Linked DNA regions of Homo sapiens: region 2 is linked to region 1. A link is a loop called in an ENCODE intact Hi-C map of the cell type or tissue named here. Cell type or tissue: OCI-LY7. All regions are shown on one strand. Links, peaks and the distances in the headings refer to the core of each region. The heading gives the core; the rest is flanking DNA. Region 1 overlaps FRY (FRY microtubule binding protein). Region 2 holds the start of N4BP2L1 (NEDD4 binding protein 2 like 1).

What was found. Hi-C counts contacts between places; a loop is a spot of excess contacts. Peaks named below come from ENCODE experiments on the same cell type or tissue, not always from the same donor. Only the 100,000 strongest peaks of a DNase experiment are listed, where the experiment ranks them.
Region 2: a loop joins it to region 1, with 2.2 times the contacts of the local background. A loop is called at or near these places in 4 of 110 quality-filtered maps.

What each region holds. Positions count from the first base shown.
Region 1 is chr13:32,040,397-32,056,224 of GRCh38, forward strand. All of the region lies in intron 1 of FRY (FRY microtubule binding protein), which reads left to right. Among named protein-coding and RNA genes, the nearest start is that of FRY, 17 kb to the left of the region's middle. RefSeq lists an enhancer at 6,096-6,390 and a silencer at 7,515-7,594. In OCI-LY7, for the core only: a CTCF peak has its summit at 7,879; a DNase peak (open chromatin) is centred at 6,215; H3K4me3 peaks cover 372 bases; H3K27ac peaks cover 1,337 bases.
Region 2 is chr13:32,415,692-32,431,519 of GRCh38, forward strand. N4BP2L1 (NEDD4 binding protein 2 like 1) reads right to left here and starts at 12,439. Exons shown (of 5, transcript NM_052818.3): 1 at 12,213-12,439. The coding sequence starts at 12,391. It overlaps LOC124903256 (small nucleolar RNA SNORA16B/SNORA16A family), which reads right to left and starts at 4,825; the gene lies at 4,699-4,825. RefSeq lists enhancers at 10,407-10,456, 10,517-10,746, 12,787-12,866 and a silencer at 11,517-12,386. In OCI-LY7, for the core only: no CTCF peak of the experiment used is centred there; DNase peaks (open chromatin) are centred at 10,590, 11,540, 12,020, 12,580 and 1 weaker place; H3K4me3 peaks cover 3,399 bases; H3K27ac peaks cover 2,848 bases.

The DNA of each region.
Region 1 (15,828 bases), core at 3,912-11,911:
GTGAAGGGTTTTGAATACTTCCACTGAAAAATGAGGTTTCGGTAAACATCATGATATTCATCAGTTATTTCTCCTGCACCATTAAAGCCAGACTGAAGGAGACTGAGTTGTACATTATTGAACTTGACTGATAACTGGTGGCTGGATCTCAAGCCTAACTTTCTAAGGTTGGTCAGCTTCTTGGACTGGCTTGCTTTTCAGTATTCTGAATAAGAAGAAGTTGTCACACTACACAGCCTATCAGGTTCTTTCTGTTGTTACTTTTTGCAGTTAAATCACTGTATATCTAACTCAGTAAATCTGAACAGGATTGTCTCCAATATGAAGTGCCAGTATTCTTGGTCTGGACACAGGCATGTTTTTTTTTCTATAAAGTGAGATATGGTGTTTATGGAAATTGCTGGCATTCTGAAGGTTTTTAAATATATGATGATACAGCTAAAGGATACTCTCCTACATTTCAGTAGATATCATGTTTCAGTTAACCCATGATGAAATACGAAAGGTCATAAGAATGCAAGAGGCTGTTAGAAAATCTGTCTGAAACATCTTTGGTTCACCTTTACTTAATGCCTACAGCTTAGGTAGAAAGCTCTGTGACAGCATTAAAGAATTTTAAAACGAAAAAGTTGCTCTAGGTGAACAGATTGCCTATGAACATAGCAGACTGTAACCAGTGAGTTTACAACTCGTGTTTACAAGTAAGAGCACCAATTAAAAGACAAATTGAAGTTTTTCTTTTTAAAAAAGTCTGCTTTTCAACTTTTAGTTTATGAACACTACATGTTTAACAAATCTCCCCTAAAAATGAGGGCTTGCAATTGAATGACAACATGGACTTAGCTATAGTATCACTTGTTCTAACACCCCTAAAATTAATCTTCTGCTTTTTTTTTTTTTTTTTTTTTTTTTTTTGAGACAGAGTCTAGCTTTGTTGCCCAGGCTGAAGTGCAGTGGTGCAATCTGGGCTCACAGAAACCTCTGCGTCCTGGGTTCAAGCAATTCTTCTGCCTTAGCCTCCCGAGTAGCTGGGATTACAGGTGCCCGCCACCATGCCCTGCTAATTTTTGTATTTTTAGTGGAGACGGGGTTTCACCATGTTGGCCAGGCTGGTCTTAAACTTCTGACCTCAAGGGATTACAGGCATGAGCCACTGTGCCCAGCCAGTCATCTACTTTCTTAATGAGAAATTCAGCTTCCTTAGGGAGTTTTGAGGGTCACACACTGAGTGTTTTGTTTCACTTTCCTCATGATTTGGTGGTGGCCCTGAGGCCTGTTGTCAGCTTCTCTTCCAGGTTGAGGGTGCAAGACAACCTGTCTCGCTTCTGTTTTACTTGATTGAATACAGCTGCGAGAGAATAGGAAAATCAGAGATGTTTTTGTGTCTTGCCTGCTGATTTTATGTTTCATTTATAAGAAACCGCCAGTGCTTATCATTACAGGAAAGCTAATCCTAGTTCATGCCAATTGAGAGATCAATTTTTGAAGGTGTTTGAAAACCTGGCCCATTTTCATCTGGCAGAGTAAACTACTTTGTTCTCAACTAACAATTTAAAATGTTTGAACTTTAAGAAAGATCAAAATTATAAGTGAGAATGAAGATTCTAGCACATTTTAAATATCAAAAAATCCATTTTATCTTAGCTTCTTTTCCTTTATTTTGTTATCTGTTTTGTTAACCATGTCAATCCTTAGCACCACTTTCTAGAGGGGAAGAGGAGTGGACATTTAAATTATATTGTCTACCATTAGTCAACCACTTTATGAAAAGAAGAAAGGAAGAAGGGAGGAAGGGAGGGAAGGAGGGAAGAAAGGAAAAGAATCAGAGGGAGAAGAGAGAAAAAAATACAAACTGGAAATGATTACTGTAGGATTTTGAAATCAGTGACTTTCATTTCTAAATCCCTTGTTACTAATCAGAATTCAGTAACATGCTACTCACAGGTTCAGTGTTATGGTTATTACATAGAACATATTTTTTCCATTTAGTAATTTGAAATGGGTGCCATTTTAGTATACTTTTGCTATAAATGATAGAATAACCTCATAAGGGCTGAAAGAGTAAAGACTGTTAATTAGCTTGCCCAACCCACAGCCTGGAGATGGGACTGTTAATTAGCTTGCCCAACCCACAGCCTGGAGATGGGAGGTTCCAGGTGGGCTTAGAAGCTCAAAGACCTAGACCATCCAATCTCTGGACTGGTCACACTACATGATCACAGGATGGCCACCTCAGTTCCAAATATCTTTGCTTCACTTAAGTCAGGAAGGAAGGAGGCCCAGGTTAGGGCTTTCTTGTAACAAGAAGATTATTTTGATAAAGGTCTCAGCAAACTTCCTCTTGCTTCTCTCTGATAGGAACTGGGTCATATGCCTACCCTTAGACCAGTCACTGGCAAAGTTGAATGGAATAGCCAAATTGACTTAGATGAATCATGGTTCAGGCCCTGGCACTGGGCTGGGTACACCTTTTGTGAGACAAGGGACTTATACCTGCCACCTGAACAAAACAGAGATTCTTGTACCAAGGAAGAATGATAGGCAACTAATAGTGCCATTAAGTAAAAACTACAATGGTATGTATTAGTCTGTTTTCACACTGCTGATAAAGACAAACCCTAGACTGGGCAATTTACAAAAGAAAGAGGTTTATTGGACTTACGTTTCCATGTAGCTGGGGAGGCCTCACAATCATGGAGGAAGGTGAAAGGCACACCTCACATGGCAGCGGCAAGAGAGAGAATGAGAGCCAAGTGAAATGGGTTATCAAACCATCGGATCTTGTGAAATGTATTCACTACCACGAGAACAGTATGGGAGAAATTGCCCCCATGATTCACTTATCTCCCACCAGGTCCCTCCCACAACATGTGGGAATTATGGGAGTACAATTCAAGATGAGATTTGGGTGGGGACACAGCCAAACCATATCACGGTAGATGACTATTATTAGAAACTCAACATCTGTTGTTGTATAGCATTGCATTAAGGGCAATAATAATAGCTGATCTTTATAAGCACTTATGAAGTGTCAAGAGCCGCATGAAGTGCTGTATATGTATCATTTCCTCTGGTCTTTACCATGACACTGTTTTACACATGTGGAAAGATGAAGGAACCATTTGTAAGTGATGGAGCTAGGATTCCAACCTAGACTCTAGGATAAACACTATATTATGTGGCCTCTCATCGTCATTGGCAAGATAAAGATATTGGCTACCAGCAGGTGAAATTGATGAACCTCTAGTGGGAGTAGAGTTATATTGATATGTACTTCCTAGCAAGTTACCACAGAGATATTTGTCAAAAAGCAGCGGCAAAGTCTTGAAAGTAGCCCCCACCAAAAAATTCTGTATTGCTTTGCCTTCAGTTTCAAAAAAGGAACACTTCCTCATGTTTTCTTCATTATACTCACTCAAAAAGAAATGGAGTCTTTCTATTGCTTTAAAAAAGAAAGCAAATTATAAGAAATAATATTTTTAGATCAATCACTTGAGCCCCTTAAGATTATACCCAGGCCAGGCACAGTGGCTCACACCTGTAATCCTAGTTCTTCAGGAGCCTGAAATGGGAGAAGTGCTTGAGGCCAGGAGTTTGAGACCAGCCTGGTCAACACAGTGAAACCCCATCTCTTTTGTTTTTAAATAAATTTTAATTTTAAAATAAGACCAAAAAAAGAAAAAAAAGGAATATGTAGGTCTATTGAATTATGCTGTTAGGTTAAAATTAACAAGTTCAATATTTATTTGTTTAATGCTATCCAACAATAGTAGATGAAATGCCCTTAATATTTCCCTTAGATACCAAAAGAAAAAAATGTTTTTCTGTTTTCAGATATTTCCATTTCATGTGGAAATAACAGTATTTTCCAGTAAGGTTTATATTTTAATCTTATTGTTCAGATTTAGCTATTAATTTGAAAGGGCTTTATCACTGACTCACTTTCCCTATTTACAGCCTCCCTAAGCTAGGTATCGCAATGGTTAAATAAGAATAGCTAGCATTCATGAAGGACTGCCATGTTTCAGCCACAGTGCTAAGCACTCTCTCATTTAAACTTCCTTACATCCTATTGAGGCAAATACCATTTTGTAGAATAAAAACCAAATGCTAATAAAGAAATAAGAGACATTCACAATCAGTAAGTGATGGTGCCCAGATTCCAATCTGCTTCTGTCTCTAGAGCCTCTCTTCTTGTTGGCAGCCCAGTTAGAGCCACTCCCGCCCCACTTTTCCTCTGCTCATTTCCCACCAAAACATCTGAAAGAGCCAGATGCTTGCTTGCTTGGCCTTCAGTGCAAGCTTCTGACTGCTATCCCAGTTGCTGGGGGAACTTCTGGAAAGGATTTTCTTCCTGGAAATAAGAGAAATGCATCTTTTGCCACCCTGATAGACTTGCTGCTTCCAGCCTTTGGACATAGTTTGTGTAGGTGGCTGAAAAACAAAATCAGAACAATCATCTGAGATGATTTTAAGCTGAACTTGAGCCAAGTTCCTGCCCTTAAAAGAAGAGTGTCAAGTGAAAAAGATCTATATAAATCAATAATTGCAGTAAAATATGACCAGTAATCAATCCCATGCAATGTTAATTGTGTATATGTGGGTAAGAGTGACTGTTATTTGTACATTATTATACCCGCTGGCCCCTAAGGCCAATTTTCACTATTTTTTCCCCATATTGCTGATATATATCTCCAAAATAGGATATTTTCTTATCAACTTGCTGAACCTGTGACTTCATCTCTCTCCTCCAGGACCCCTATAGGGCTTAGTTCTTCATCAGTAATGCTGAATTTCGCTATTAGTCAGTCCTAGGCAAGAAACTAGACTTTTTTTCAACCCTTCATTGTTGTTCATCCAAATTGCTGCTAAAACTTGTCTTGTTTTCTTCCTCGAATGACATCTCCCACATCTGGATCTTCGTCACCATCACCTCTGCCAAGGCCTGGTTCCAGGTCTGCATCACCTCCCATCTGGAGCACTCACAATTCCTTCTCACTGGCTATCTGCTGCTACTGCCTTTCCAGGACAGTCTTTCCTAGAAGTCCTTCCCATAGCTTTGAACGTTGATCTCCACCTTTTTACTCTTGTAATTGTGCATCAGCCTCCATAGACAGGGATTGCATGACAAATGCTTTTGGTGTCAATGGTTGCAAGCACACTGAATAATTAAAATTTCATCGTGAACTGGGAGTGATCATCTAAATTAATTTCATTGGCGATGTATATGCAAGCCATTTGTTTTGGTAGATTCAAGAGTTCTGTGGGATGCAGAAATGGACTGAATCTTTGACCTGTAGCCTATAATCTAAATACCAGTGATATCATTGGAGTATTAGTCACAGTCATTGGCCAGAGATGAGGTAGGAGTATTACTGTGGTACTACAAACACAATTTAAGTTAAAAGGAATAACATCTGCTACTCTATATTTTTATGCTGGCGAGATTCAAACAGGCTAGATTTGACAAGGCATAATGTAGAAATTGAGGAAAGGCTTGCTGAAAGTTAAGACCAAAAGCTAAGTATAATGCTCTGGTTAATATATTAAATGAGCTCAGGCAGAGGATACAACTACTTATGAAGTGTACACACTCCAGTGATGGAAGACCCACTCAACAATTCTCAAGTGTCCCTCGTACACAAAACAACAGCCATCAAACTGGCCCAATGAGCTCTTTAAATATCATATTGTTCTGCCAAACAAGGCCCTTGTTTTAGGGAGTGACTAAGAGACTGTCACTTCTTGGGCCAGGAGAATGAAAATGCTCTTCAGGCTCTGGGAAAAGGATAGAGATAAATTGTGGATACTGTTCCTAGGACATCCCTCTCCATTTCAGTCTATGTCTGACTGGCCTGTGTTTTATACTGCAAGATGACAACTCAGCTGATTTATTCAGCTCTGTGTTTTCCTGAAGTTCTTGCTATTGACCCACGCAAGAGACAGAAGGTTAGAATCTATCTTCTTTGTGGACAGTGCTAAGTTAATGCCAAAAGATCTACCCTAGCCTGATGCTGCTGGGGCTGGCAAAGTTATGTGAGCTCAGAAGTTGAGACCAAGCCTCCATCTCCTCTACTTTAAGTGGAAAGTTAACACAGTCTGGAAGAGTCAGCCAGGAGTATCAGCCCGTTTGTGTTAACTTGCTTTTATTTTTTCTTGCTGAAAACAGAAGTGAATTACACTCTTCACTGAATCCTGCTGCAGAGGAAAATGATGCAACACTGGTCACATGACACAAAGATAAAAGGCCCTTTATGCAAACCTAGTTCTTTATTGTGTTTCCATGTAAGGAGAGGTTCAATACCCACACTACAAAGCAACACAGAATTGTTGCTCTTAATCTTGGATCTTTCTCTACACGGAGAAGCCATGATGTTTTACTTTGTTTTTGTCTCTTTTTAAATTTTTCTGCCTTTTTGACCACGAGATTCATTAATTTTTATGTAATACAAAATATAGAAAGAAATTATGTAGGCTCATTTGATTTACTTTTGACTAAACAAGAGTTTTTTCTGTGCAATTTGGGACTGTTACGATCATGTGCTTTGTCTCAGCCATATACTTGCTATGTGACCTTGAGCAAGTTACTTAAATTCTGATTCCTAAAAAAGAGACTCTACCTGATGTGTATGAGCTGTATATGGGTATATATGTATATATAGAGAGAGAGAGAGCTACATAATCATGTATATCTCTTTAAATAAATATGTTTATCTATATATACCTACTCCTAGAGCCATAACAATTAAAGGAGTTGACATTTATGAAGTGTTTAGCATATTCACTATTGTACTTGCTCAAATAAATGGTAGCCATTGTTATTAGTAATTTGCCTAATTAATGCTTGTCTAAATCCCTCTGTAAGTTAATGGTTTTGTCATGTTGGCTCATTGCCAAGACAGTATGACCAGGAACCAAAGAGTCTTGGAGCTTTTTTGTGACATCTTCTTGACTTGAGGATCTGAACTTTACCACTCCCTAGAGAGGATATTTTGGTAGCAAAGTACATTTCTGGAACTTCAGAAAATTAACCATCTAAAGATATCCAAGATAGAATGTGTTCCTTCTAAATTCAGAGCTATGTATGATGGCTGAAAATATAACAAGGCATTAGCGTATGCTACAGTTGCAGCGTTTTCTTTTTCCTTTTTGTTTTTCTTTTTTTCTTTTCTTTTCTTTTTTTTTGGGGGGGGTGCAGAGTTTCACTCTTGTTGCCCAGGCTGGAGTGCAACAGCATGATCTCGCCTCACTGCAACCTCCACCTCCTGGGTTCAAGTGATTCTCCTGCCTCAGCCTCCCAAGTAGCTGGGATTATAGGCACGCACCACCACTCCTGGCTAGTTTTTTTGTATTTTTAGTAGAAACAGGATTTCACCATGTTAGCCAGGCTGGTCTCGAGCTCCTGACCTCAGGTGATCTGCCTGCTTCGGCCTCCGAAAGTACTGGGATTACAGGTGTGAGGCACCACACCCGGCCCAGTTACAGCATTTTCTGTGAGCATTTATGTGAATTAAACCTGAAGCGTGAGCTTTTTGGATTTGGACCAAACTCTTATCCTGTGTGTATGAGTTTCACTCTAACTGACCCACTTCCACTTCCCCTTCCCCTACCCTTTCTACATACTTCCATTGTAGCAACAGTGGCATTCTGTAACTGCTTTACCTGTCTGGGTCCCTCTGTGGCTAAGAATCAACCGTCTTTTCATTTTTCTACCCTCTAGCACATCTTAGGGCACATTGGCTCTGTGAATAATCTGTTAAATATTGAATGAGTGAATAAAATCTCTTGAGTGGGTGTGGGAGGTCTGTGCCTAAACTTTGCTAGCATGTCGCCCCTCAGTGGATGAGCACCCAGCAAGCAGTAACAGTGTTTTGTCTTTTGGGATCTTTCTATCTTTTATTCCAAGCAGGAACTCAGCATCTAATCTTAGCTCTGAAGTCTCTTTCCTCTGTAACCCTCACCTGTTGTTTTGTTTGAGTGAGTTCAACAAGCTAAATTGTACCATTGTGTTCACAGAACTCTGGGCAGATATGTCCATGAAAAGAAAAGTGTAGAGTGAAATGATGTTTTATTTGTATAATGATCAGCCAACTTGAGGAAACATTTCAGAGAGAAATTGTTTGTTTATTTTTAAATCATTCAGCACTGTCAAGGATTGCTATCTGTAAAAATACTAACTTTTTCCTACATTTACCTAAATGTCATTAATGTTACAAGGATTTAACTTACTTTTATACCTTCTAGGCACTTTTGCCAAATTGGAAGGAAACCATGCTCAATGAAGTCTGCTGAGCTAATTTAATTCTTTACTCACAAGGTCTTTTTCCACGTGGGGAATGCTGCTGTTTTATATTTATTTGGAGACACTGATGGCCTTACTAGAAAAAAAAAATCTGAATATAAAGATTTTATCTTCTTGATTAAGGTGCATGTACTCAAATAGCTGCCCCAATTGGACATGCCTGAATAAGCTTCAGGAAGTGCCTGAGAGTCAATAAACAGTCCTCCCTTTCCCTTCTTACCAATTATTAAATGCTTACATGTGTAGGGTACTGTGGTACATAGAGTACACAGTGATTCAGCAGGCCCAGCTCCTGCCTTCTCTGGGCTTCACAATCAAAGACAGCCTACTTTGATGAAAGGGAAGGTGTAAGGAAGTTGCAAGAGAACAGAAATAGGTGCTCTGCCCATGCCAGGCATTGTGCTGGGACCTGGGGACACTGACCTAAATAATCATTTAGAGAAGGAAGTGATTCATCATTTTAAGAGGGAGGGAAGAGGCTGAGGGATAGTTCCATGGAGACTGTGACATTTGAACATGAAGACTGTTACAGAGAAGAGGGGGAAAGGCAGAGGGAAGAACCTGAGCAATTGCAGGGAGTTGGGGAGGTGCCTGAGGGAATGACAACTGGATCCCAAGTTCCCTGAAGGAGTGACAGATTGTGTATACAAAGGCAAGTTGGGTCAGATGACAGGGAGCATGGAAGGATCTGCCGAAAGGTCTGGTCTTATTCTGAAAACAGTGGGCAACCCCATAGGTTTTTTTGTTTGTTTGTTTTTTGGGACGGAGTCTTGCTCTGTCGGCTGGAGTGCAGTGGCACGATCTCAGCTCACTGCAAGCTCCGCCTCCCGGGTTCACGCCATTCTCCTGCCTCAGCCTCCCAAGTAGCTGGGACTACAGGCGCTCGCCACCACACCCAACCCCATAGGTTTTTAAGCAGGGAACAGCATGATCACATCCCAGCAAATTCAGGGACTCTGCACTGAGAATGGAGGTAGGGACAATCACTGCGAGAATGACCCAGGAAAGAGACAACAAGGACTCAAAATAAAGTAGTAGCAGAGGAGTTAGATAGAAGGGAACAGATTCAAGCCAGTTGTCTGGGGTAGAATTGTCAGAGTTTGGTATCTTCCCTGGGTCCAGCCTGTGTTTCATTTTAATGTATGATAAAAAACATGCATGATTATGTAGCTCAAGCAAGCTGCTTTAAAAAAAATAGGCAGAAGCAATTATTTGATGAACAGTGTTTTAAAATTATACTCAGCTAGACAATATGCTCTTTAAATAGAATATTTGCGTTGAGGTTAAAAGGTGATGGCGGGGTTCTCTCTTGACGATACTCAATTGATTTAATATTCCAAATTAACACAGTGGTGTTGTATAGCTGCTATGTAAAGCCCCTATACATTCATTTTATAGTTATTCCCAGGTCATAGATTGGCGGAGATTTTCTTTGGTTTTGTTTTTCAAGGAAACACACATTTTAGATGGCCACATGACCTTAAACCATTTAAATGTCAAACAAATACCTAATGGATACTGCATAGCTTGTTGGATTACTTCGGTATAGTTTTAGAGTATCAATTCATCTAAGTTGTCTAAGCACTTTTTACATATGACAATCTCTCGGAAAAATATAGTGTAATTTTCATAGAAAACAAAGGCATCATGAAAGCTCCCAAAGATAACACCTCTTAAGAAACAAGTTCAAGATGATCTCTGTCAGGTGCTTTTATTATATTCAGAATTATATATGGCTTGGTCCTGCAGTGACACACAGGCATTAGCAGTTGTTTCACCTTTCTTTCTATCCTTCAGGGATAGCAGTGTGCTTTCCTGGGCCATGTATAGTTGCATAATAAACCCTTCTAGGAGAAAATGTCTCCTAATCTTAGGGGAATTTTTGAAAGCATATTTTGCTGTTCTTATGCCACTTCAAACTCCATCCCATTAGGCTAGTTGAATCAGATTCTCCCAGTGCCTCCTCCCCACCCTTATGTGAGGAAGTTTTAGCAGTCATGTTAACATTATGGGCTGACAGGGCATGACACTGACTACTTCAGAATGCCACAGAGTACTCTGGTGACAATTATTACATGATGGCATCACATCAGTCATCACATAAGAAAGTAAGACAGAGGTGCACCTAACTCTTCATAATGAAACAACAGGTTGTAAACCTTACACCTGTACTATCTTGTGCACTCTCAGTTCTCTGAATAAATATTGCAAAATAAAGAGACCTAAAATTAAGTTTTAATTATATCCACCACATACGCATTTTAGGAAGACCCTTACAACATAACATGTCAACAGACTCTGAAAAGCAACAATGAGGATTATTCAGGGAAACAAATCTATACCAATATGGTTGAGAATAGAGGTAATAACTTAATCTGAGTGGTTATACAGCCATAAAACTCCATTCATGTAGATACATACTTAATTATTTCCGTTTCCTTCTGATTTGGGAGCTCAAAATTATTTTATCCCAGGATGTAGTTGGGTGAGGAAAATGACCGTTTCCCTTTTATTTGGTTAAGGGAGGTTTTGTGGTATAAGTGGGACTTTTACAAGGTCTTTGAAGGAGAGGATGGGTTGGCAGGATTGAGGGAAAAGACATGTCAAGCAAAAAGTGTGTAGTTGGGAGAGGAAGAAGCAGAGGAAGGGAGTGGTGAGATGACTGGCAAGAGCAGATGGAAGGGAATTAAAGAGCTACCTACCGGAATGAAAAAGAAGCCCAACAAAAAACCCTACAGACATTTGCCAGTTTAGCTTTCTGCTTAAATATTGAGCTTGTTTTCCCCAGCACCCGAATTACTCCTGAGTTTTCAGATGGATGCTAACTCTGTGAGACGAGTATACTCTATTTACAAGATGAAATGATTCTGCTATAGGAGTACTCTATGTCAAAATAGTGGTTTTGTTAATGCAAGTTTGTATCAGGAAATCACAATTTTTCAATTCAATTTTACCAGCTTTTCTTCTCACATGGATGTGGTTTTAAAAAATTAAAGATTTCAACAAATCAACCAATATTCATTGAGGACCCACTGTGTACAAAACACTGCAGCAGAAGCGATGATAATTTGCGAAGTATGAGGTGCTTTCTACAAAGAAGTAGGCAAGGTGGAAATCCCTGTGATATTCAGAAAGAATGAAGATGTCAGTATAGGAGCTAGCACAAGACAATGTGTGATCAATCATAACATGGATGATATGGTTAGAGCTAGAGGAAGATTAAGATGTTTAAAAATTTTTTCCCTAGTCAGTTTTATATTTTTGGTTTTGTAATAGATTTGGGTGCCATATAGAAGTATTTAATATCAGAAATCTCTTTTATGATCTTTTGCTGCTCAACTTCTAGGAGGCAATCTGGTATAGCAGGAAGAGTACAAACTCCAGAGATGGAAAAGCTATATTCTAGTCCTTTTTCCTGGCATTTATTGAGTGTGCTGTCTTTGACAAATTACTTCAGTGTTCTCTTCTATAGAGTGGACATAAAGGTGACCACCTCCCAGTCTCACCTGGCCTGATACTTTTTGAAGTGATCAATAAATGTTATTGAAACAATAAACCAGTATTTCTAATAACTTATTTGTGAATATATATGACTACATGCATTTACTAATCCATAAAGACACAACACTAGCTTTTTCTGAATAGTTTTCCATGTTTATCTGCAAAATTATTCCCTGTGTGTCTAAGTTTTATAAAAAGCGTTAATTGGTCTAAAGCAGTGTGCCCAACGCAATACCAGGCATGCATGTAATTCTAAGTTTTGTAATAGCGACATTAAAAAGAGCTTAAAAGCATTGAAATTTTCATAATTTATTTTATCTAATTCAATATATCTAAAATGTTATTTCAACATGTAATCAGCATAACTATTAATAAAATATTTTACCTTCTTTTTTTGAGGAATTCAGAACTCAGTGTGTGTTTTACACCATCAACATATTTAAATTTGAATACCAAATTTATCCAAAACACTTGATCTGTATTTGTATTTAATAAAATTTACAGTTGAAAAAGTACTTTCATATATGCAGATTTGTCCAAACATACTTAAAACATTTCCAATAACTGAACAAAGTGTCAGTTTTTAAGTTTGAATTTAAATTAATTACAATAAAAATAAAAATTAAGTTTCTGGCTGGGCACGATGGCTAATGCCTGTAATCCCAGTGCTTTGGGAGGCCGAGGCAGGCAGATCACCTGAGGTCAGGAGTTCAAGACCAGCCTGGCCAACATGGTGAAACCCCGTCTCTACTAAACGTACAAAAATTAGCCAGTGTGGTGGTGTGGGCGTGGAGTCCTATCTACTCGGGAGGCTGAGGCAGGAGAATCGCTTGAACCCGGGAGGCGGAGGTCGCAATGAGCTGAGATCGCACCACTGCACTCCAGCCTGGAAAACAGAGCGAGACTCCATCTCAAAAAAAAAAAAATTAAGTTCCTTAGTAACACTGACCACATTTCAAGGGCTAAGCAGCCATATGTGGCTAATAGCTACTGTATTAGAACACAAAGGTAGAATTATTTCAAATAGTATTCTCAGAAAGTCCCAGTCTTAGACAGAAGAGTTATTTTATAATATAAAATAATGACATTCTTAGACTGGATTTTATTTTGGGAGTTGTCTCTTACCGACTATGCTTAGTAATGACTTCTGACACTCCTCAGCTTATCATTTGGCCTGCTAGATTTATGACATATCCTTTGAATGAAGCTCTCTAGATTACTTGGCCTAAAGAATGTATAGATACTATTAAAATGCTGCAGGACAATTGCTGTTTCTTTATGTATACACCTGACTTCATCGTCTTTGCAGACGAACTGTCTCGGTCCCAGACTGTGTTAGTTTTCCAAGGTCCCACGGCTTGTTAATGGCAACATCAGCCTATGAACATGGACTTACAGGTCCATAATGCCACAGAGTCCATACTTGGCCTCATTTAAGTGCACATGCGTCCCTGATGCACTTTGGACACTTAAGAGTCTTCCCTGAAGGAGGATCCTTTCTTGGGCTGTATTTTTTAATCCTCAAAAATATAATCAACTCAAAATACAAGGTGAAATATGGAAAAACACATGAGCTAGACTAGGTTGTCTCCTTCTTGGGTAGAACAGGTTGTGGGGATGAGGATATTAGGCAAAGAGGCCTTAGTAGTAAAAGGTTGTGTGGCTCTGTGCCTTCTCTATGCTCCTTCACTGCACAAGGAGAATCGCTTGAACCCAGGATGCGGAGGTTGCAATGAGCTGAGATCACACCGCTGCATTCCAGCCTGGGCAACAGAGCAAGACTCTCTCTCAAAAAAAATTAAAAATAAAACAATAAAAGATGCTTTGTTAAATGAAAATAGTTGTTTACTTTCATTCTAACCGTGCCTCTAGTGAACAAGTCACTCAGAACTGAACTCCCATTGTCAGGTTAATTTTTATAAGTTTTTAGATGTTTTGAACGAAAATATGAAAACCCTGCAGAAGTGTTTATCCTTTACTGTTAACAGGATGTCATCTTGAACACACCCTTTTTTTTTTGTTGTTCTGTATGACTATTCAGGAAATGTTCACAGGGACTGTGAAGGAATTCTGGGAGGTATACTAACTAAATGGCACCACTTGCTTTGTTGTTATTAATTGTATAAATGCTTTTTAGAATTTATGCATTTATCAAGTGATCATTTTTTTACATCTTGTCTTTTGATTTTCTGCATTCAATTTGCTAGGAGTTTAAAAACTAGACCAAAAAAAAATAAAACTTGCTTGGGTTGTGAATAAGAGTTGGGCTTGAAGTGAGACCTTGCATTAGTCTATGTATATCAAGTACGTAGATTTCTGACACCTATTTGGGGCAGAGAAATGTGTTAGTTTCCTCAGAGAAACCCCTGAGGCTGTTTAAAGGTAAGAAACAGGCTGGGCGCAGTGACTCACACCTGTAATCCCAGCACTTTGGGAGGCCGAGGCAGGCGGATCACAAGGTCAGGAGATCAAGACCATCCTGGCAAACACGGTGAGACCCCGTCTCTACTAAAAATACAAAAGAAATTAGCCGGGCATGGTGGTGGACACCTGTAATCCCAGCTACTCGGGAGGCTGAGGCAGGAGAATGGCATGAACCCGAGTGGCGGAGCTTGCAGTGAGCTGAGATTGCGCCACTGCACTCCAGCCTGGGCGACGGAGCGAGACTCCGTCTCAAAAATACATAAATAAATAAATAAAGAAAATAAAAGATAAGAAACCAATGAAGCACAGCAAAAGCAAACCCCAAGTTCTTTTGGTTAACTTCCTGATTCTTCATTATGTTTTGAGTTATAGATACAAGGTTACCAGCTAGAGAGCTCTGTTTTACTATTTATTTCTTTATTTTATTATTTACTTCTTTATTTAGAGACAGGGTCTTGTGTCGCCCAGGCTGGAGTGCAGTGGTGTGATCATAGATCACTGAAGCCTCCTTCCTGGGTTTAAGCCATCCTCCCACCTCAGTCTCCTGAGTACCTGGGCCCACAGGTGCATACTACCATGCCCAGCTAATGTTTGTGTTTTTTGTAGAGACAGGGTTTTGCCATGTTGCCCAGGCTGGCCTCAAACTCCTGGGCTCAAGAGTCTCCCACCTCGACCTCCCAAAGTGGTGGGATTGCAGGAATGAGCCACCATGCCTGGCCTAAGATGGAAACTATTTTAAACCCTCCTATGGATTCCTCTACGTGGGAGGATGGTTTACTAAATACTCTGTTCTCTTTTATTATTAAATATTCCCAAGGGCCATCAGTAGCTTCCAAACCTGGGTACACATTGGAATCACTTATGGAACCTTTAAAAAGACAAATTCTAGCCTTGCCAGGGATTCAAATTCTGTAGGTCTTCATGAGGCCATTGAGTCTGTACATTTTATAAAGCTCTCTCCATCTTTGGGTAAACTTTGGGATTTTGTCAGACCCCTCTCCAAAAAATAATTGAGTTCAACTCAAGAAACAGAACCTGTGCAATAATCCTTCAAAACAGTATAATTAAAAGACTGAGGGCAACAGAAAGATCAAATGAGGAATTACACATATAGAACTGGGGGTACCTATAAGCTGAGTAATGGAAATCAGGAAAACTTTTTGGAAAAAGAACATTTAGTGTACTTCTAATACATTTAAGTTAGTATACCTTCCAGAATATTTCTCATTAACATAGAATCCCTTCTGATTTTTCTTTCCAAGGTTGGGTTTAAGAATACACCTGGTAGGCTGGGCACAGTGGCTCACACCTGTAATCCCAGCACTTTGGGAGGCCGAGGTGGGCAGATCACGAGGTCAGGAGATTGAGACCAGCCTGGCCAATATGGTGAAACTCTGTCTCTACTAAAAATACAAAAATTAGCTGGGTGTGGTGGCATGCGCCTGTAGTCCCAACTACTTGGGAGGCTGAGGCAGGAGAATCACTGGAACCCGGGAGGCGGAGGTTGCAGTGAGCTGAGGTCGCATCACTGCACTCCAGCCTGGTGACAGAGCGAGACTCCATCTAAAAAAAAAAAAAAAAAAGGAATATACCTGGCAATT
Region 2 (15,828 bases), core at 7,189-15,188, 380 kb after region 1:
ATATCATAGAGAGGAATTTTTTAGAAAAAATGTAAATATAGAGAAAGACAAAAGAAATAATAACACACCTGCATACACACCACCTAAAGCTCATAATCATGAACATTTTCTCATACTTGTTTTGTTGGCTTAAAATTCAACCAACCCCCACTTTAACTCTGGCACTCCCAGAAACCTTTACCGTGCTTCTCTCTCCCCTTTTCAACAGCACTTATCACCGCCTAAATTAACATACGGTTTCCTTAGAGGTTATATCCATTTCCCTACCTCTGGCACATAAGGTCCACAAGGGCAGGATCTTTGTTTTGTTCACTGATGATTCCCAAGTACCTAGAACACTGTGTGGAACACATAAACACTCAATAAATACTTGTTGAATTAAAAAATGAAGGAGCATTACATTTTTTAGATCTATTTATGTTGATATATAGACTTAGTCCATTTTCTTTAACTGCTACATAGTACTCCATTATCAGCAAAATAATAAATATAGCCAATGTTTATTAAGTGCTTATTGTGTGCTAACCACTATTCTAGAGGCTTTACATTTTTTACGTAATGCTCAAATAGACCTGGGAGATAAGCACTGCTATGAATCCCCAATCCCCATGTTACAGACAAAGAAATTAGGGCCAACGAGTGGTACAACTGGATTAAAACCTAGGCTTCTGGCCCCAGAGCCGCACACTAAACTGCTGTGCTTGAGCGCTATAAAATAACCACATTTATTTATGTATTTTCTCTAGTGATACTTATTTGCAATTTTCCATATCATGAACAAATTTCAGTGAACTTCCTTATGCCTACCTCTTGTGTGTATGTGGACATTTCCTGGGGATATATACCTCCGGTGGCATACCTGTGAAATCCTTTGCTTATTTTTTGAGAGAACAGAGCAGAGCAGATGCTAAAATTGCCTTTTTTCCTTGAGAATTTTTTTTCTCTGATAGAATACATGTTCCATGAAGGCAGGGATTTTTGTCTCCTTTGTCCACTGCTCCATTCTGAGCATCTAGAAGAATGCCAGGCACATGGGAGATGCTCAGTAAATATCTGTGAATGTATTAATGGCTCCTGAATACGACGCTCTTTTAGCCTAATTATGCGAACTCTTTTTTTTTTGTTCCCCGCCCCACCCCCCTCCAGACGGAGTCTTGCTCTGTCGCCCAGGCTGAAGTGCAATGGCATGATCTCGGCTCACTGCAATCTCTGTCTCCTGGGTTCAAGCAATTCTCCTGCCTCAGCCTCCCGAGTAGCTGGGATTACAGGCGCGTGCCACCACCCCTGGCTAATTTTTGTATTTTTAGTAGAGACGAGGTTTCCCCATCTCGGCCAGGCTGGTCTCGAACTCCTGACCTCATGATCCACCCGCCTTGGCCTCCCAAAGTACTGGGATTACAGGCTTGAGCCACCAGGCCCAGCTGGCAAACTTTTTTATAGAGTCCCAAGCTGTGTGAGAATTTCTATTTACTCATTTTTGTACAATGAGAATTTTACCCAAACCTTAGATTCAGTTCGTCCTCAATATGGTTTGGCTGTGTCCCCACTCAAATCTCATCTTTAATTGTAGTTCCCATAATCCCCATGTGTCATGGGAGGGACCTAGTGGGAGGTAATTGAATCATGGCAATGGTTACCCTCATGCTGTTCTCATGATAGTGGGTTCTCACAAGATCTGATGGTTTTATAAGGGGCTTTTTCCCCTTTTGCTCAGCACTTCTCCTTGCTGTCACCATGTGAGGATGTGTTTGCTTCCCCTTCCACCATGATTATAAGTTTCCTGAGGCCTCCCCAGCCATGCTGAACTGTGAGTCAATTAAACCTCTTTCCTTTATAAATTACCCAGTTTCGGGTATGTCTTTATTAGCAGTGTGAGAACGGCAAATTGGTACCACAGAGAATGGGGCACTGCTGTAAAGATACCCAAAGATGTGAAAGCAACTTTGGAACTGGGTAACAGGCAGAGACTGGAACTAATGGAAGGGCTCAGAAGACAGGAATATGTGGGTAAGTTTGGAACTTCCTAGAGATTTGTTGAATGGCTTTGACCAAAATGCTGCTATGGACGATGAAGTCCAGGCTGAGGTGGTCTCAGAGATGAGGAACTTACTGGGAACTGGAGTAAAGGTCACTCTTGCTATGCAAAGAGACTGGTGGCATTTTGCCCCGCCCTAGAGATCCACATGTGGAACTTTGAACTTGAAAGAAACAATTTAGGGTATCTGGTTGAAGAAATTTCTAAGCAGCAAAGCATTCAAGAGGAAGCAGAGCACAAAAGTTTGGAAAATTTGCAGCCTGATGATGTGATAGAAAAGAAAGCCCCATTTTCAGGTGAGAAATTCAAGCCAGCTGCAGAAATTTGCCTAAGTAACGAGGAGCCAAATGTTAATCACCAAGACAATGGGGAAAATGTCTCCAGGGCATGGCAGAGGACTTCATGGCAGCCTCTCCCATCACAGGCCTGGAGACCTAGGAGGGAAAAATGGTTTCATGAGATGGGTCCTGGGCCCCCCTGCTGTGTGCAGCCTTGAAACTTTGTGCCCTGCTTCCCAGCAGCTCTGGCTGGCCATGGCTAAAAGGGGTCAATGTACAGCTCAGACCATTGCTTCAGGGGGTACAAGCCCCAAGCCTTGGCAGCTGCCACATGGTGTTGGGCCTGTGGGTGCACAGAAGTCAATAACTGAGGTTTGGGAACCTCCACTTAGATTTCAGAAGATGTATGGAAATGCCTGGATTTCCAGGCAGAGGTGTGCTGCAGGGGTGGTGCCCTCATGGAGAATCTCTGCTAGTGCAGTGCAGATGGGAAATGTGGGGTCAAAGCCCCCACACAGAGGCTCCACTGGGGCACTGCCTAGTGGAGCTGTAAGAAGAGGGCCACTGCCCACCAGACCCCAGAATGGTAGATCCACTGACAGCTTGCAGCTTGTGCCTGGAAAAGCCGCAGACACTCAATGCCAGCTTGTGAAAGCAGCCAGGAGTGGAGCTGTACCTTGCAAAGCCACAGGGGTGGAGCTGCCCAAGGCCATGGGAGCCCACCTCTTGCATCAGCATGACCTGGATATGAGACATGGAGTCAAAGGAGATCATTTTGGAGCTTTAAGATTTGGCTACCCTGCTGGATTTTGGGCTTGCATGGGGCCTATAGCCTTTTTGTTTTGGCCAATTTCTTCCATTTGGAATAGGTGTATTTACCCAATGCCTGTACCCCCATTGTATCTAGGAAGTAACCAACTTGCTTTTGATTTTACAGGTTCATAAGCAGAAGGGACTTGCCTTGTCTCAGATGAGACTTTGGACTTGGACTTTTGAGTTAATGCTGGAATGAGTTAAGACTTTGGGGGACTGTTAGGAAGACATGATTGTGTTTTGAAATGTGAGGACATGAGATTTTGGAGGAGCCAGGGGCAGTCCCCACCCAAATCTCATCTTGAATTATAGTTCCCATAATCCCCACGTCATGGGAATTACCTCCGATGGGAGGTAACTGAATCATGGGAGCAGTTACCCTCATGCTGTTCTCATGATAGTGAGTTCTCACAAGATCTGGCTTTTTTTTTTTTTTTTTTTTTTTTGAGACAGAGTCTTGCTCGATCACCCAGGCTGGAGTGCAGTGGCACAATCTAAGCTCACTGCAACCTACATCTCTCGGGTTCAAGTGATTCTCCTGCCTCAGCCTCTTGACTAGCCAGGATTACGGGTGCTTGCCACCATGCTTGGCTAATTTTTTTTTTTTTTTTTTTTTTTTTTTTTTTTTTTGTATTTTACAGACGGGGTTTCACTATGTTGGCTAGGCTGGTCTTGAACTCCTGACTTCAGGTGATCTGCCTGCCTTGGCCTCCCAAAGTGCTGGGATTACAGGCATAAGCCACTGCGCCCGGCTGATCTGATGGTTTCATAAGGCTTTTCCCCCTTTTGCTCAGCACTTCTCCTTCCTGCCGCCATGTGAAGAAGGACATGTTTGCTTCCCCTTCCACCACGATTGTAAGTTGTTTCCTGAGGCCTCCCCGGCCATGCTGAACTGTGAGTCAATTAAACCTCTTTCCTTTATAAATTATCCAGTTTTGGGTATGTCTTTATTAGTAGAATGAGAACAGACTAATACAACCCTTAAAGGAGACTGACGGAGAGGATTCTTCCTGGATCCCAGCACTTCCTCTGAATGCTACTGACATTCTTCTTGAGGACTTTAAACTGGGAGATAGAAAACAGATTCCATGGCTCAGCAGCCTGAGAGCAGGGAGGGAGCCAAGCTATAGATGACATGGGCAGCCTCCCCTGAGGCCAGGTGTGGCCGAACCTGGGCAGTGCTGCCACCCACCCCACCAGGGCCAAGTCCTGTCCTTGGAGAGCCAAGCCTCAATCACTGCTAGCCTCAAGTGTCCCCAAGCCACAGTGGCTAGGGGGACTCAGGGAACAGTTCCCAGTCTGCCCTACTTCTCTTACCTTTACCCCTCATACCTCCAAAGTAGACCATGTTCATGAGGTCCAAAGCCAGGCTCCCAGAGAGCCCTCATTCTCGTTTGTCAGTGTGGTCCCACAGACTCTATTGAGCAGAAATTCCTTTAAGTATCTTGCATGTGAACTTTTGTAGGCTCTCACAGCTGTGCAGGTTTCACCTGTGTTTGTGTTCTGTTGGTTCAGTCATGAGCAGAATTGGGGAAGGAATCAGGCACACCTACCTCAGTACTAATTTTTTTTGGCTGTTTTTTCCCAAAATGTCATAGATCAGTTACAGATAACAGAAGAGTAACTGTACAGGAAAACTGTCACTTTGGGCTGTCTGTGCTGCTTAAATGGGAAGGCGGCTGCATCTTTGATCCCAATTTTTAAATTTCTTCTTACTGTAACTATGAGGTAAAGGAGCCGGCACATCAAACATTTTCACCTGCAACAAATAGGAATCATTTTCTTATGCACCGAATTGAGAACTTTGGAATGAGTGGCTCTGTTTTTTCCTTTTCTTCCCCCTTGTCTGTCCTCCATATCCCATTCATTCTTTTTTATTTATTTTATTTTTTTTAGACCGAGTTTTGCTCTTGTTGCCCAGGCTGGAGTGCAATGGCGTAATCTCGGCTCACTGCAACTTCCACCTCCCAGGTTCAAGTGATTCTCCTGCCTCAGCCTCCCAAGTAGCTGGGATTACAGGCACCTGCCACCATGCCCAGCTAATTTTTTGCATTTTTAGTAGAGACGGGGTTTCACCATGTTGGCCAGGATGGTCTCGAACTCCTGACCTCAGGTGATTCCACCCGCCTCAGCCTCCCAAAGTGCTGGGATTACAGGCATGAGCCACCATGCCCAGCCTCATTCTTTTACATTTCTCTTTATGTGAATAATCTGCCCTTTGGTTTCGTTCTTTACTCAAGAGCCATGCTGACATCCAAGCTTCCACATCTTAGGAGGCATCTCACATTGCGTTTCATGAACTAATGCATTCATCAAATGTTGAATAAAGGCCTGTGATGTGCCTGGCCTTCTTTTAGGAGCTGGACAGAATAAAGTTCCTGATCTCATGGAATTTACATCATATCTCATGAAGCTTACGTTCTAGTAAAAGAAATAGATAATAAATAAATATACGTCAGTGGTACCAATGCCAAGAAGAAAAGAAAGCCAAGGTACAAGGCAACAAATGGTAGCATGAAAGTCCCTTTCAGGCCCTCTTTCTTCTTCAGCATATCCTTAAAATCTGTGGGGAAAGAGTGCTGGACAATCCTGGCTATACAATCATACTTCAGCAGGACTCCCCAATAATTGTGAAAGGGATGTAGGTATGTTTGTCCATGAACTTCCCTAGTAATATAAGATCACTTGGTGTATTATGAAATCCCCTGAGTCTCTCAAATGTGTGACTCTCCAATCCTAAAATCCTCATCTATAAAATAAAAATGACTACATCCCAGGGTTATTGTGAAGATTCAATAAGCCAGTGTCCAAAAAGGGCCGGGCAGACAGTCAGCAGTAACCATGTGCTGGCTTTTCTTTCCCCATTTCTCCCTTCCCCTTTCCCAGACTCTTACCTTGATAAAAACAGCCTTCTCCCCAAGCCATACATATGATCTGCCTTATGAAGGAACAGTTGGAAGGCAGACTAATTTTTCTTTATTATAAAATTTCCTTAATCCCAGAGAGCCTCAGTATCTTCAGATAACTTGGCGTGACTAAAAAAAAATTCTTATTGGGTTCATCCAGAGACTGAGTGGCCATAGGCGGGTGCTATTATGTAGGGGAAGGTTCATGAAACTGCCATGAAGGAACTAAGGCATTGACTTATAAATATCCTAACATGTGAGCAGATGAGAAAGAGACTTTAGACCTGCTTGGGAGTTGGAAGTTGACTACCACATCTCTCTCCAACACATCATAACCAGGATAAATATGGAAACGTATTTAAAAATCTAAATCTCATTTCCTCCCATTGCCCTCAATGGTACGTTAATAAAGAAAATAAATTCCCTGGTGAGTAATATTTTTTATATTATGAGAAACATTAATATTGACAACAAAAAATGTAGCTTCCTTACCCTGACAATTGAAATCCAGGTTAACTTAGCCCGCTTATAAGGCTCTTGTTTTTTCATTATACGACAGATCAAAACCAAACTCATTACCCTTTCACGAGATCACCCCCTTTCCGGCCTCTTCTTTTGGGGTACACAAAAAAAGCTGTTAGAAATAGGAGAACACATCCCTTTGACCCTGATCAAGATGTTTAGCTTCTCAGTGTCTTGGGCTCAGACCAGATGAACTCCAGGGGAGTTCCTATACATCTCCTGAACTTTTCCTTTGAAAGTATTCTTCCCCTATTCTTCCTTCCTTCATCCATTTCTACTTCCTCTCGGGTCATAATCCACACCTGCAATATCGGATTGCCCCAGTTCAGCAGGGTCTTCTTCCATTGTTCCAACAGCTCCAGGAATGTGTTTGTGGTGAATCTCCTGTATAGCTGGGCAATCTTTCCTGATACAGCCTCTCCAATGAGCAAGAACAAGCACATACCACGCTGTATATTTGCACTCTTTGTTAAACAGATACAGCTTTTAAGTCCTCATTCATCCCAGCCTCCAGAGAGAGGGTAAGGACAAGGACTCTCGGTAGTGAGGAGAGGAGATTTAGGACCCACCTTAGGAAAATTGTGAAAAATACAAAAAGCTAGTAGTCATTTTCCAAGTAGACCTAGATGACTAAAGATTTGATATATCACCTGTCTGACCCTCCACTTTTATATTCACAGAGTTGGAATGCTGCAAACATTCTATTGTGAGCTTGCTTTTATTAATGAGAGCCCTGGCCTCATAAAGAAACACACCACAGTCCAGGCCTGCTGGCTAGGAGCACTGTGGAGCAGAGTATTCTTTGGGGTCCAACTACTCACTACTTAGCCAACTTAACTGGCCCCCTGTTCTCACTGTTTCTCACATTCCACTGCTTATCTGGTTGTAAAGTATACTTTTCTCCCCATCTCCGCCTTACCATTGCATCACATTAGAAAAGCATCCTTTCACTTCTGTGCAAGGCTCTATAATGAAAAGAAATAATGAAAAGGTACTTCTCATGATGGAAAATTCCATGTTATCCAGAGATATGAATAAGGAGAAAAGACAGCTGTCAGCGGGCATCCTTTGAGCCTAACTGAATCCATGTTACAAACCATTTGTGATGGTGCCAAAAGGAACCAGAACATTGCAAAGGATGCAACATGTACTACAGGGTGGTTCCCCTGACTTTGCTTTGATTGAAATGTAAAGATTCAAAAAAATTCTGGGGAACTGAAATAAGATTGACAACTTTTAATTTTTCAAATAAGACCATGAAAAAACAAAGAAAGGCTACCCTCTATTATGGCAATTTCATTTAAAAAGGATGTTTTAGTGGTATGCCCATACAAGGTAATATTTTATTGAGATACAAAAATAGTAAAGTTCTGACACATGCTACAACATGGATGAACCTTGAAAACATTAAGCTACATGAAATTTAGCCAGACACAAAAGGACAAATACCATATGATCCACTTACATGAAGCATGTAAAGGAGGCAAATGCATAGAGACAGGAAGTAGCTGAGAGGTTACCCGGGGTCGGGGGAGTGGGGAATAGGCAGTTATTGCTTAATGGGCACAGAGTGTGTTTGGAGTGATAAGAAATTTTTGAAATAGATAGTGGTAATGGTTGTACAACATTGTGAGTGTAGTTCCACATAATACAATGCCAGTGGATTGTATATAAAAATGGTTTAAATGGTCAAAACCGGAAGGCATTTTAACACACACAGTGGAAAGCACAGAGGTTCACCCATGGATGCTTTCATTGAGGTAGCGGAAAGGACAGGTGCAGTTCCAGGTGAGTTTGTCAGCTGAGCTGTGAAAGAGAGAGTTCTGGCTCATCTGCTGAGAATGAAAGGGTCTTGGCATTAGAATCTTATTTCTTCTGACAACAGCTCTCTACTCCTTTGTTCAGCCTTTAATGTTCTCCATGATCTGGTCCTGGGCTTACTTCACCAATACACTTACTACAATGAAGCCTTCACTTCAATCAAGCCCGGGAGCACACCCAGCTCTCTGCCACCTCCATCTCCTTAGTCGGGCTGTTGTTCCTTTTCCTTCGTTCAGCCACCTCCTTCCCATCTTCAAGGCCAGCTCAAGAACCGTCTCCATGTGGAGAAGATCCTTTCTCCCTAATTAGCCTTCATCCTCCTCACTGCCTCCCCAGCCTTCACCACCAACAGCATTTGAGATGCCACTCCCCACTGGCCCTTACCCACAGCAGTGGGCTGATTATGTCTTTCCATTGGTTAATCCCAGGCAGGCGCCTTCTCATATGCTTATTTGGCATATGCTTCCCTAAACAAGTGCTAAAGGTCTTATAAGTACTCAGTGGACACCCACCTCGGCCTCCCAAAGTGCTGGGATTACAGGCATGAGCCACCGCTCCACCCTCCAATTATTTCTTAGGATGAATTCCTGGAAGTAGAGCTTATAGGTCAGTGGTAAGAACCTATCTGTAATATGCTTTTTAAATGAAACACGGGTGATAAAGCAGATTTAGGGCACATGCTAATTTGTCAGTACTTTGATGTGCTCAAAAAATTTAATCAGTTAAAACTCCAACTTTTAAAAAATAAATTCAAAGAATTTAAATAGATGTTTTTCCACATTCCATCCACTTCAAACTATGAAAACATGTAAAAAGCACAGAAATCTAACATTGATTTGGGAGACAAGACATATCTTAATTTCAAAAACATTTTTATTAGTTCTTTAATCAAATGAGAAAAAAGGTTAAGCAGAAAAAGATGAACCCACATTTGTAAAAAGCGATTTCCTCCAAATTTTGAAGAAAAAAATTTTTATTCTAAGAAATACATATTCGTTATAGAAAATTTGGAAAATACAGAGAATAGAGAAAATGTGAATTTCCCAGAATCCAACAACACACAGATAACCTTACAGTTTTACTATTTTCTATATACATGTGTATTTTTAAACAATTTGCTCTTTTCTTCTTCCCCACCCTACCTCCCAAAAAAGTGGGGAAGGCAGCTCCTGGTGGGCCACACCTGAGCCTGCCTCTCCACCATTCCATCCTCACCACCGGCCTCCCTTCCGCTGAGCTGTGGCCCATTTCCTCGCTTACGTCCCAGACTTTTCTATAAACACACAATCCACCCCATGGCATGCCAAGGCTGCTCTGCTCCCAGAACTGCCAATGCCCAGCGAAACGGGAGGACTCAAAGTCAACTGCCAAGCTACCTTCTTCACTCCAGAGCCAGGATCCAGGGAACACTGAAGATTTATCTCAGCTGACCAACAACGGAGCAGTAACTAACACCTCTTAAAATGTATATAGCACTTTAAGTTTAAAAAGTCCTCCCACACACATTTAATGTTCACAAAACCCTCAGAGGCAAACAGAACAGATATCCCCATTTAACAGAAAAGGAAACCGAGGCACAGAGGGGTTGGGTGAAAAGCAAAACTAGTGAATGGTAGAGCTTGGATGTGGAGCCATAAATTGACTCCAAGGTCAGAGCTCTTTAACATAGCCATTATTAGCAAACTATTTTTAATCTGACCACTGGAAATTAAGAGTCAGAAGGATCTTTAATAAATCCTATAATCTAGTAGCCTTTTAGTAGTCACATGTAAGGAACATAAGGCCCGGAAAAACTAGATGACTGACCAAAGTCGCCAGCTAGTAAGTGACGAAGTAGGTCTGAAGGCACAATCTTCAGACTCCCAGGCCAGTGCTCACTCCAGTCGTCCCTAGAGAGAGAGAGATGGTCTGTAATAGGTGTTCTCTCATCCGGTGTCTTCTGCTTAGCCAAATGTCAATCAGGAATTAAAATCCTAAAAGTGCAGAATGTTAGAGCCAGAAAGGACCCTAAGGACCACTCAGGCAACGCCCTGGCTTCACAGATGAGGAATGTGAATCCAAGCCCCTGATGTTCCATTCTGTGTATCTTGCACCCATCATGTTACTTCGCTTCCCAACAGAGTCAGAAATTAAATCTGGCCAAAGACGTTTACTTCCTTCTTTGACACTCAGTGTCTCTTTGACACTCAGTATGAGGCAGGCCACAGATCAGCAAAGCGAAAGTGAAATTAAACAGGATTTGACATTCAGAAGATACTTGGTTGGTAACAGATTTACCCACCATGACTGTATCACAAAATAACCAACTGCTGAGTTCCAAGGAGGCTCCCCGACTCTGCCTCTGTCCTCCACCTCCCCTCCCCAGCGAGCCAGAGAGGGTCTATTGAAATGTGTCCCTGGTTTAGGAAAGGGTGCCCACGGTCCTCCAGAAGTCACATGTCCCTGCAATTTGTGAAAATGTAGCAATATTCTGGCCAAAAGCTTCTACTCCGCGAGTCAACCAGGAGCACCTCCCCAGGCTGTCCCTCCTCCTAAGGTCACTATCTCGGCACCATCGAAATCCGCACGTGACTGTCCATCACCTTGATTCTTCGGCAGTTCCTTGGTACCATGGCTAGCCTTATCTCTCCAGTGAGACGGGAAGCCCTTTGAGGGAAAGGGACCACTTCCTCTACTGAACAGCTACTACGTGCCAGACAATGTGCTTGGCAGGGTAAGACATGGCTCCTACCTTCAAGAAACTTACAGAAGGATAAGAAAAACCATGTGCAAAAAAGTAAGCACAGTCACGTAGGTATAAACAGGAAGCCAAGGAGCCCAGAAGAGGGGCATATACTGGCGGGGTGGGATAGCTGCCCGGTCTTAAAAGGCAAAAGAAGGCGGGAGGGCAAGCCAGGCAGGAAGGCCAGCGTCAAGGAGAGAAGCGGCTTGGTTTACAGGAGATAAAAACAGTTCGAAGTTGCTGGAACATCAAGCGCAAGGCAGGGAGCGGTGGGAGTTCAGGCTGGAGCGGTGGGGCCTAGCAAGGTGGCCACAGGCACAAGCCCGCGTAATTCCCAGAGGTTGGGTACCGGAGGGCCGCTTACGCAATTCGCAAGTGAACGAATTTGGGCGCCCATGGCGAGGCTCTGTCAGTGACGGTCGGTGGTGGCGCCGCCAGCCAGCCCCCCGCCCCCGTGCACCTGTGCGCCTTCGCAGCTGCCAAAGCAAACGCAGGCTCCCCGACTTCGCCAGATTTTCAAAGCGGGCTGCCAGCCCCGGGCCACTGCCACGGCCGCCCCGGGCCCCCACCCCCGGACCCCTCGTTTATGCGCTCGGATTACAGCGCCTGTTGACGCACTGTAGCGGCCGCCTGCGCGCCAGCGGGGCCCGGCGGTTTTCTCTGCAGTCGCCACCGGGTTTTCCCGAAGAAGAGTCCCTCCCGACCTGGGGCTGGGGAGGCTGGGGGCGGTGAAGGCTGCTTCGGCCCGGCTGGCCCCAGGCGGGGCACGGCGGCGGGGAAGGGGCCGGGGCCGCTGGGGCTTGCGCGAGGCGCAGTACGGGAATCCGTCCCCCCCGGGACAGCGCGGCGGGAAACAAACAGGACGAGCTCCCTCCTCTCCGTGCCCGCGCCCTCAGGCGCCAGGGGTGGCAACGGCCTCAGGGGTCGAGGGAGGCGGCTCGGGCTCCCCGCGCTGCCAGGCTCAGGCTTGGGCTGGGGCTGGGGCCGGGGCCGCGGCAGGCACCCGCGGCGGGGGCGCAAGCGGCGCCCGGGAGCGGCTTGGGGCAGGGGTGCGCTCGGCCGGGGCGTTTGGTGGCCCCGGGCCCGTGCACCGGCGCCCAGACCGCTGTCATTACCTGGCCAGTGTAGTTTTCCCGGAGCCCGGGAGGCCTCGCAGGAGGTAGAGGTGTTTCCTAAAGCTGTGGCGGCGAGGAGGTGTCCCCCGCGGGGGCGGCCGGGGCGGCCGCTGCCGCTGCTGCTGCTGCTGGGGCTGGAGGCTCAGCCTCCCAAAAGATTGAAGGAAACTGTCCTCCATGGGCAGGAGGGCTGGCTGCGAGAGCCCCGGGTTCCCTTTACTGAAGTCACGGTCTTGGCCAAAGCTGTTGTTTTTGTGACTCTCCGGCCATGTGATGGATAGAGGGGCGGGCGCTGGGAGCCCAGCCCCTCCTTTCCACCCGCCGGAACCGTGCTGCGTGGGAGGGGGCGTCCCTACCTGGAAAGCTGGGGACGCTGGGAGACTCACAGCCCGGAAAACAAGGGTGACGCACCCACTCCCACCTCGACCCCCGCTCCGCCTCCTGGTGCCCTTTGCCCTGAGCAGTGGAGGGGAGGGGCCCCGTCTAGTAGGTCTCTGGGACACTTCCCCGGCCTGGAAGCCAGGCCTCCTGCCACAGCCCTCCCCAACCCCAGCCCCGACCTGCCTAGACCCTGAAAGTGAAATCATTTTAGCTGATGATTAATGAGCTGCCCGGCATTGTAAATGGCAACAGTAAAGGCCATTGTCTCCCCCGATTTGTGAGCACCAACATCTGGCTGGCGTCCCAAGGGCTACCACCACTCTCCCAGGGCTTGTATCTTTTCTTATTTCATCTTTCTTTAGCAGCCTGCCAAAAATATTATTAGAAAGCTTTGTTGCCGCTACATAACTTTAAATCTCTCCTTCCTCAGAAAAAGCACCCATAAAACTCAGATTGATTTATGAACAGTAGCATAAGGGCTACCGCCCAGGTACCTGCCCTGTTGCCGCCTGAGAAGTGGGGGCTTCTTGGAGAACTCTTTCAGATCCCCGGGGAAAGTGGCAGAGTCTACCGAAACCATTTATAGAGAAGTATCCAGACTGAAGTTCTCAGTTCCAGGAACTAGGGAGTACCCATTGGTTGATCACCACAGTGACTCTCCAACAGTTCACCCTCAAGAGCGTGACAGAGTGATCCTGTTTTCTGAACCAAAATTCACCATGCCTGCCTGAAAGAAACAACATTCAAAACTGACACCATCCTGGGAAATGCAGAATATATGGTGGCTTTGGCTATAATAATTATTGTAAAGTAATAAATTCTATTTCTGGCAGCTAAGGTACTAAAATTGTGAAAAGCAACTATGAAAAAAGTGATTTCCTTCTAAAACAAAATCCAGAGATTTCACAGTTAGCTTTTAGGAAGGGACTATCCAAGTGGGGAGGGGCTCTGTGCTGAGAACTTCCCCTTCCCCTTGGGATTTCCCTCTAGGGATGGGATAGGGCGGAGTGGGAGATGAGCTGCTCTCCCTTGAAAATCCATTCCCAGCGTGGAGGAAGAATACTTTCCTCATTCTTCTCAGCACTGCTAAGAAACAATGGAATTTCAAAGACCTCTAAATATTAGGAGGGAACCCATAAGGAACAGAAAATATACATAAATCGTAAAAATAGTGACACAATCTCTGTATCCTATCATAATTTGCCCAGCTTCACATGCTACCTTTTTCATTTTAACCTGCACTGGCTAATATGGGGGCCACTGGTCACATGTGGCTAGTGAGCACTTGGAATGTGGCTACTGCAAACACGCTGTGCCCGGGCCCGGTGCAGTGGCTCACGCCTGTAGTCCCAGCACTTTGGGAGGCCAAGGCAGGAGGATCACTTGAGGCTAGGAGTTTGAGACCAGCCTGGGCAACATAGTGAGACCCTGTATCTACCAAAAATTCAAAAATTAGCCAGGTTGTGGTGGTGTGTGCCTGTAGTCCTAGCTCCTTGGGGGGCTGAAGTGGGAGGATCACTTGAGCCAGCAAGTTCAAGACTGCAGTGAGCTATGATGGTACCACTGTACTCGAGCCTGGACAACAGAGCAAGACCCTGTCTCCTAAAAAACATAAAGTAAAATTTTAAAAATACACAGTGAATTTTGAAGATTCAGTATGAAAAAAGATATTAAAAATTTTTTTATATTGGTTATATGTTGAAATGGTGTGCTGGGTATATTGGGTTAATATATTATTAGAATTAATTTCATTTATTTTTATCTTCCATTGTGGCTCCTAGAGAGTTTAAGTTACATACGTAGCTGGCATTATATTCCTACTGGACAGGGCTGCATAAGCATCCGTCCACTTCCATTTCCCTCTGTTAAGAGGTCCCAGGCAGCAGCTGCAGGAAGACAACGCAGCTTTGTGGGTAGGGGTTTCAGCACAGGGCTTGTGGCAAGTAGAGCTATCTAACAGATGCCAGGAAACGTGAGTGTGTTCCTTAGGAGAGGTGGCTGAGCTCAGAGCTTTGGAAATCCTTTCCCCTACAAGGAGATAGAGAAGAGAGAAGACAGCTGAGGAAGGGGTCCTGAGGACACCAGCATTTAAGGACTGTGCCCTCAAGTGGATCTAGCAAAGGAGAGGACGATTGAATGACCAACAATTAAACAGAACACTGAAAGATGCAGGGAAGCCCAGGGAGGGAGTTTCAAGGAGGATCACATGGTCAGCAGCACCTGGAGACGATCTTACACACTGTCCTTTCACTTTTCTTTAGTTGACATTTAACTAGTCAACAAGTTCTATTTTTCCCAATGTATTCCTCAAAACCACAGTTTAAAGTAAACTGTTTGGGTATCTGTTTCCTCTCACTAGAGGAAGTGAGAGGGCATGGATAGTGTCTTATTTATCTTTGTCAGCCCAGGCTGTAACACAATATCAGCCTGATATTCAGAAGGTGCTTGATAATTGTATATGAACCTAAACTATTTTCTTAAAAGATAATCCTGAGTTTGGGATTTACTAAAAATGAAGACTGAACAGGCCGGGTGCGGTGGCTCACGCCTGTAATCCCAGCACTTCGGGAGGCCGAGGCAGGCAGATCACCTGAGGTCGGGAGTTCGAGACCAGCCTGACCAACATGGAGAAACCCTGTCTCTACTAAAAATACAAAGTTAGCCAGGCGTGGTGGCATATGCCTGTAATCCCAGCTACTCAGAAGGCTGAGGCAGGAGAATTGCTTGAACTCGGGAGGCAGAGGTTGTGGTGAACCGAGATCGCGCTATTGCACTACAGCCTGGGTAACAAGAGCGAAACTCCATCTCAAAAATAAACAAACAAATAAATAAATAAATAAAAATAAGGCTGAACAAGATAGTGATAATGTAAGGGAGTAACATAAACAGCCAGCACGATCTCACTTTGCTGCACTAGAAACCATTACTGTCATGGACATAAAGAAAATAATCTTATAAACACCATTTTTGGCGAATGAAGAAACATTGAAATTTTTCTCTAACTATCACTGTTTAACAAGATGTGGAAAAGTAAGAAGGTGTGAAGGAAGAGCTTTTGGAAACTGGAGAGCAAAAGGCCAAGTGTTAATTGATTCGGCCAAAAAAAAAAAAAATCCTCTGATTTATAGACAGCCAAGAAACAACACAAATTACCCAGCATAAACCCTAAATCTCAGAAACTGGAAGATTTGGAGGTGGGGCTCTACACCAGAAGGGCAGTTGCAAGTCTGTTTAA